2 separate regions of the Homo sapiens genome follow, and region 1 is linked to region 2. The links are chromatin contacts, found by Hi-C or POLR2A ChIA-PET in ENCODE. All regions are on one chromosome and are shown on one strand. The core of a region is the stretch at or near the end of the contact, and the rest is flanking DNA. Distances in the headings are between cores, read along the strand shown. Region 1 holds the start of SLC39A7 (solute carrier family 39 member 7). Region 2 holds the start of HCG27 (HLA complex group 27).

Region 1 (3,294 bases), core at 175-2,674, 2.0 Mb after region 2:
CAGACACACAAGAGACAGAAGAGACAAAAAAAGAAAATGAGTCTTCAAACATCCAACTAGAGACTTTAATTCTCTAATACCCCACCGTGCCGGACCCAGCCCACTCCACCCATCCCCAAGTTCAGAGACACCCTGCTGTCAAACAACAGTGTAACTCCGGCTGGTCCGATGGTAGTGGGTTATCAGAACTTATTAACATTTGTGTCACTAAAATTGGTATACAACCTCCCACTGCTATATTTGACTGGCTAAAAAAACCCAAAAACAGCGTAACTCCTCATTGTGGTGAGAGGAGGGAGTTGACAAGGAGAGGAGGATAGTTCAGGTGAGGAAAATTTTCCAACCAATCCATTTGAATGAATACCAGGTCATCCCAAAGCCACACCTGTCTCGTGGGTGGGGCAGCACGTGGGGTAGACCATCGAGCCCCTCTATTCCCAGCGTAAAGCCAGGTAGCCAGAGCGTGCAAGGGAAAGAGACAGGCAGGAGAGACCCCTCCTAAGACGCAGGATCTGCCTGTAAACGCCCAAAGTCCTGAGGTTTAAGAGGAATCGTGCCCTTCCCAGGCCCGCGACCTCCGGTGCCCAAGGCCTCAAGCGGTCACAGCTAGGAGGGCGGAAGCTCCCCTTCCCCGCCCCGCCCCGGGGGGGAGGGTGCTAAGGCCCTCGGGAGGGAGGGGACGCGTGTTTACAAACAAGGGGGCGGGAGCGCAAGGAAAAGAGCACCGGGGGAGGGTGTGGGGGAGGGGTCGCAGATAAAGCGGTCACTGGCTCGCCTGCCCTTCTGCTGGGGCACTCACCCCGCCCGCTGTCGCCCATCCCGTCCCGTCCAGCCTCCCCTGGCTCCGGCTCCGGGGTTTGTTGTTCTCCGCCTGCCACCGCCGCCGCCGCCGCCGCTGCGGGATCCAGCCAGGGCCGTCGCCGCCGCCACCGGGACGCGACCCCACAATGCATTTCTTTTCGCACCCCCACCGGCCCACACTGCCCTGCGGCATGCCGCTGAGGGAGGAAGGGCGGGCGAGCGGCCCAAGACATGATCCCTGGCTGAGAGTAGGGATACCGAAGAGGTCCCAGGGATTCCCAAGGATTGATCGGAGGATTAGCTGAGCACGAGGAAGCCCCTGAGAGAAAGACTCTGGCCTGGATTGGGTCGAATTAAGCCCGTCGCTCTGCTCAGTACCAAAATGACAGCGCCAATGTGGCAGCCATCTTTGTACAGACGGGAAGTCTCGGCGCGAGTTCCCGCCCCCTCGTCTAGTTGGAAACCGAGGAGGCGGTCTCCTCCGGCCTGTTAGCCCGCCTCGCCCACCCTCCCCTCAAATCACCTCCACACTCGCGCATGCGTGTCAGTGCAGGATGGATTCGTCGCTACCGGAGTGCCGCCATATTGGTAAAGGCATTAGGGCGAAGGTGGAACGGAACTTCCTGTTCTCGCGGGATCTAAAGGCGGGACTGCCACGTCCAAGCAAACCGGGAAAGGAGAGGATCCCGGAGCCGGTGAGAATTCTCTGTTTTTTCTCTACCATCCTTTCCAGGCCTTTTCCTCACCTAATGAGTCGTAGAGACGAGGGCCCAGAGAGTCTGTAAAGTGGCTGGTGAAAGATTAGTGTCCCAGGGCCCTACATCCGGGAGGTGGTTCGGGATAAAGAGAACTAGTCTTGGGAACAATGTAGGTGGGAACTTAAGGGAATGGGAGAGCGGCCCATAGAGGTGGACGGAGGGCGCGATTGGAGTAAAGCGGACCCTGTGTAGGTATAGAGTTGAGTCAAGTGGAGTCACTGCCTCTGTCCCTCTGGTCAGCGTGATGGCCAGAGGCCTGGGGGCCCCCCACTGGGTGGCCGTGGGACTGCTGACCTGGGCGACCTTGGGGCTTCTGGTGGCTGGACTCGGGGGTCATGACGACCTGCACGACGATCTGCAAGAGGACTTCCATGGCCACAGCCACAGGCACTCACATGAAGATTTCCACCATGGCCACAGCCATGCCCATGGCCATGGCCACACTCACGAGAGCATCTGGCATGGACATACCCACGATCACGACCATGGACATTCACATGAGGATTTACACCATGGCCATAGCCATGGCTACTCCCATGAGAGCCTCTACCACAGAGGACATGGACATGACCATGAGCATAGCCATGGAGGCTATGGGGAGTCTGGGGCTCCAGGCATCAAGCAGGACCTGGATGCTGTCACTCTCTGGGCTTATGTGAGTCTCCAGGGGATGGGAGAGAGAAGGGCTGGTTCTGGATTGTTGGGAAACTCCACAGTACTTGACCTTGACTCTCCCTCACCAGGCACTGGGGGCCACAGTGCTGATCTCAGCAGCTCCATTTTTTGTCCTCTTCCTTATCCCCGTGGAGTCGAACTCTCCCCGGCATCGCTCTCTACTTCAGATCTTGCTCAGTTTTGCTTCCGGTGGGCTCCTGGGAGATGCTTTCCTGCACCTCATTCCTCATGCTCTTGGTAAGTAACCTCTGACTTCTACCTCAAATCTAACCTATTTCGTTCTTTGGAGGAAAAGGGTTCTTTCTCCTTTATGATCCCTGACCTTTCGATATTCCCCCAAATACACACTCATTGTGTCAGATATTCCCTCATCTGGTTTTCCCCCCTTCTTCCAGAACCTCATTCTCACCACACTCTGGAGCAACCCGGACATGGACACTCCCACAGTGGTGAGGAAGAGACAGATGGGGATGGGAGTTGGGGTGCTGGGGAAGGTCCGTCTCTCCCTATTCCTCACCTCCCGCACTTGAGGAGGAGGAGTCTGGAATGCACATCTCCCTTAATGTCTCAATGCCTCCATTCCCAGGCCAGGGCCCCATTCTGTCTGTGGGACTGTGGGTTCTCAGTGGAATTGTTGCCTTTCTTGTCGTGGAGAAATTTGTGAGACATGTGAAAGGAGGACATGGTCACAGTCATGGACATGGACACGCTCACAGTCATACACGTGGAAGTCATGGACATGGAAGACAAGGTGAGCCCAGGAACAACTTTCCTGAAAGCTGACTTGCCTGCCTCAGAATCTCCTCATCTTATGGCCCTCAGGAGGGAGAGGACATGTTGGAAGATCTGTTCTCCACTCTGACCAACTCTTTTCTTCCCTCAGAGCGTTCTACCAAGGAGAAGCAGAGCTCAGAGGAAGAAGAAAAGGAAACAAGAGGGGTTCAGAAGAGGCGAGGAGGGAGCACAGTACCCAAAGATGGGCCAGTGAGACCTCAGAACGCTGAAGAAGAAAAAAGAGGCTTAGGTAAGGGCCAGAGTTGGTGATAAATTTGGGCAAGGG
Region 2 (3,387 bases), core at 5-2,504:
TTTTATGAGCTGTAACACTCACTGTGAAGGTCTACAGCTTCACTCCTGAAGCCAGCAAGACCAAAAGCCCACCGGGAGAAACAAACAACTCCAGACGTGCCGCCTTAAGAGCTATAACACTGACCGCAAAGCTCTGTAGCTTCACTCCTGAGCCAGCGAGACCACGAACCCACCAGAAGGAAAAAACTCCGGACACGTCCGAACATCAGAAGGAACAAACTCCAGACGCGCCACCTTAAGAGCTGTAACACTCACCGCGAGGGTCCACAGTTTCATTCTTGAAGTCAGTGAGATCAAGAACCCACCAATTCCGGACACAAAACTTGCTTAATTACAGAAAATATGAAAAGTATATAAAAGCAGGGTCTCACTCTGTCGTCCAGGCTGGAGTGCAGTGGTGTGATCACGGCTCACTGCGACCTCAAACTCCTGGTCTCACACGATCCTCCTGCCTCGCCTCCGAAAACTCTAGTTTTACAGATATGAACCATAGCGCTAGCTCTTACTGTCTTTCTTCAACACGTCCTCCCATCCTTCCCTCCTTTCTCCACTCTGCATTTGACCCCGGTGTATTCCAGCCTCCAGGCCAACACACGTGACCACGTCTGCCTGGGGCAGTTGAAGTAAAGGACGCGAGGCGGCGCTGTCACCGCATTCTGTGAACCGCAGCGCTCTGGGTCCCTCCCGCTGGTCTAGTATCATTTCAGTGAACGTCACTCTACATTTTTTGTGTGTGTGTGAGATGGAGTCTCTGTCGCCCAGGCTGGAGTGCAGTGGCGCGATCTCGGCTCCCTGCAAGCTCCGCCTCCCGCGTTCAAGCCATTTTTCTGCCTCAGCCTCCGAGTAGCTGGGACTACAGGCGCCTACGACCACACCCGGCTAATTTTTGTATTTCTAGTAGAGAAGGGGCTTCACCATGTTGGCCAAGCTGGTCTCGAACTCCTGACCTCAAGTGATCCGCCCGCCATGGTCTCCCAAAGTGCCGGGATTACAGACGTGAGCCACCGCGCTCGGCTGTCACTGCAGACTTTGATGGGGGCCACACTCGGGGTATAAATTAGGATCCTCACTGAAAGGGCGGGACCATGGAGGCTTTTTCTTGGCCCCTTAGTTGTGGGTTTTCCTCTGGGCGGCGAAGCCAGTTTCCATCAGAACTGCCCAGAGGCGGGCGCTGCCTTCCTGGGGTGACGCAGCAGCAGGAAGAGTTTCCGGATCCTGGAATCCGTGGGCGGCCCGTGGGAGGGGCTGAGGCTCATTTCTCTACTCACCTGTCTCCGAATCCGTCGTGGTGTTTCAAGCGAGTCAAGATTCCAGATCGCGCCCCAGGCTGGACTCGGAATTACTGCCCCGCGGGTCTGCATTTTCACAGCGGCAGGTGTGAGTTCCCCGCCGCTGGAGACCAGAAGCCTGAAGGCAGCTCCGCCCACCCCAGCCCACAGCGCCGTTATTCCGTTTCTATATCAGTAAACACTTGTCATTTTCCGTAGACCAGGGCGGGGTGACGGGTGATCCCAGTCCTCGCAGTGAACTCTGGGGCGCAGAATTCAAAACGCTTGCGGTCGCCGAGCGCAGCCCCGCCCTGGGTTATGTAAGTGACAGCGCTGGGCCGTTTCTCTTTTTTTTCCGGACCCCGCAGTGGCGCCTAAAGTCTGCAAGGAGGAGGTCGCCTCTGTGCTGTGGGTCCAGGAATCTAAGGCGAGTGCTGAGGGAGAAAATGTAGTTGATGGGGCAGAGCAGAAGGGGCTGTAGGTGGGTTGGAGGGGGAGGGGAACGGGCAGCCAGGCCTGGACCCTGGGGAGTGACTCACCCGGAGCCGAAGACCATCTCAGCTTTCCCTAGCCCAGAAAGGGTGGGACTGGCTTTATTTCTGCCTGCCATCACCTCAAAATGCCGTGGGACAAATCTTACATATTATTATTGTTATTTATTTATGTATTTTATTTTTTTTGAGACAGTCTTGGTCTGTCACCCAGACTGGAGTGCAGTGGCGCCATCTGGGCTCACTGCAACCCCCACCCCCCCGGGTTCAAGCAATTCTTCCTGCCTCAGCCTCCCAAGTAGCTGCGATTACAGGCACCCCCCACCACGCCCGGCTGATTTTTATATTTTTAGTAGAGACGGGGTTTTGCCATGTTGTCCAGGCTAGTCTCGAACTCCTGACCTTAGGTGATCCACCCGCCTCGGCCTCCCAAAGTGCTGGGATTACAGGTGTAAGCCACCGCGCCTGGCCGGGAAATATCTCTTACAGAAATAAAGGCAGTTGGCTGGGTGTGGTGGCTCACCTGTAATCCTAGCACTTTGGGAGGGTGAGGCAGGCAGATGGTTTGAGCCTAGGAGTTTAAGACCAGCCTGGGCAAAATGGTGAAACCCCTTCTCCACCAGAAATACAAAAAATTAGCCGGGTGAGGTGGCTCATGCCTGTAGTCCCAGCTACTCCGGAAGCTGAGGTGGGAGGATCACCTGAGCCTGGGGAGGTCGCGGCTGCAGTGAGCCATGATTAACCCACAACTGCACTCCGCCTGGGTGACAGAGTGAGGCCCTGTGTCAAAAAATAAGAAAGAAAGAAGAGAGAGAGAGAGGAAGGGAGGGAGGGAGGGAGTTGAGGTTCAGAATATGTAACAGTGTTTATTGCTATACTCCATTCAATGGACTATGGACTATTATGCAGTGATTTAAAAGTAGGAGTTTGGGCTCACACCTGTAATCTCAGCATTTGGGAGGCTGAGGTGGGCGGATCACTTGAGGTCAGGAGTTCGAAACCAGCCTGGTCAACATGGTGAAACCTCGTTTCTACTAAAAATACAAAAATTACCCTGGCATGGTGGCACACGCCTGTAATCTCAGTTACTTGGGAGGCTGAGGCAGGAGAATCACTTGAACTTGGGAGATGGAGGTTGCAGTGAGCTGAGATTGCATCACTGCACTCCAGCCTGGGGGACAAGAGCAAAACTCCGTCTCAAAAAAAAAAAAGATATTTCCCACCTTGGATTGCTGGGTCGGGGGGTGGTGGGTATTTTCATTCATAATTGTCAGATTACTTTCATAAACAATGGAAACAGTTTCAGGCTCCTCAGCTTCTCACCTCCAAAATGGGCCTTTTCCTGTATCATTAACAGTCCTCAATGTTCTGGCTAATCAACTGAGCGACTGTTTATAGATTTGCAGGCCATTTGGATTTACAATTAATCTTATTAATGAGGCTGAAATGTGAAGTTTATCTCAGCCTCAAAGAAGTAATTCAGCAAGGATCAGTGGTTTCACTTAACAGTCTGGCTCTGAGGCTGGCTGTGGCCCTGTTATCCATGGTGAGCACCATGGGAATGCAGGCAAGGGCTGTGAGAGGCTTGGAACAAGGCTCCACCCAGGAGAGATCTGGGTGGGCGTTGG

Evidence for each region. Hi-C counts contacts between places; a loop is a spot of excess contacts on that map. ChIA-PET counts read pairs that join two places held with the same protein, here RNA polymerase II (POLR2A). Pooled maps may share reads with other maps.
Region 1: a loop to region 2 is called in a map of naive thymus-derived CD4-positive, alpha-beta T cell, with 7 times the contacts of the local background. The contact joins the promoter of SLC39A7 here to the promoter of HCG27 in region 2. A Hi-C loop is called at or near these places in 1 of 168 maps with a recorded cell type or tissue (naive thymus-derived CD4-positive, alpha-beta T cell) and 5 of 50 pooled maps. POLR2A ChIA-PET finds 5 or more read pairs at or near these places in 2 of 52 experiments (BJ and K562).

What each region holds. Positions count from the first base shown.
Region 1 is chr6:33,199,443-33,202,736 of GRCh38, forward strand. SLC39A7 (solute carrier family 39 member 7) reads left to right here and starts at 1,425. Exons shown (of 7, transcript NM_006979.3): 1 at 1,425-2,214; 2 at 2,303-2,471; 3 at 2,630-2,683; 4 at 2,821-2,985; 5 at 3,118-3,258. The coding sequence starts at 1,804. RXRB (retinoid X receptor beta) reads right to left here and starts at 1,223. Exons shown (of 10, transcript NM_021976.5): 1 at 800-1,223. The coding sequence starts at 1,034. It also overlaps the pseudogene RNY4P10. RefSeq lists enhancers at 952-1,453, 1,454-1,955, 1,956-2,457.
Region 2 is chr6:31,196,506-31,199,892 of GRCh38, forward strand. It overlaps HCG27 (HLA complex group 27), which reads left to right and starts at 1,255. Exons shown (of 2, transcript NR_026791.1): 1 at 1,255-1,377. RefSeq lists enhancers at 2,118-3,001, 3,002-3,387.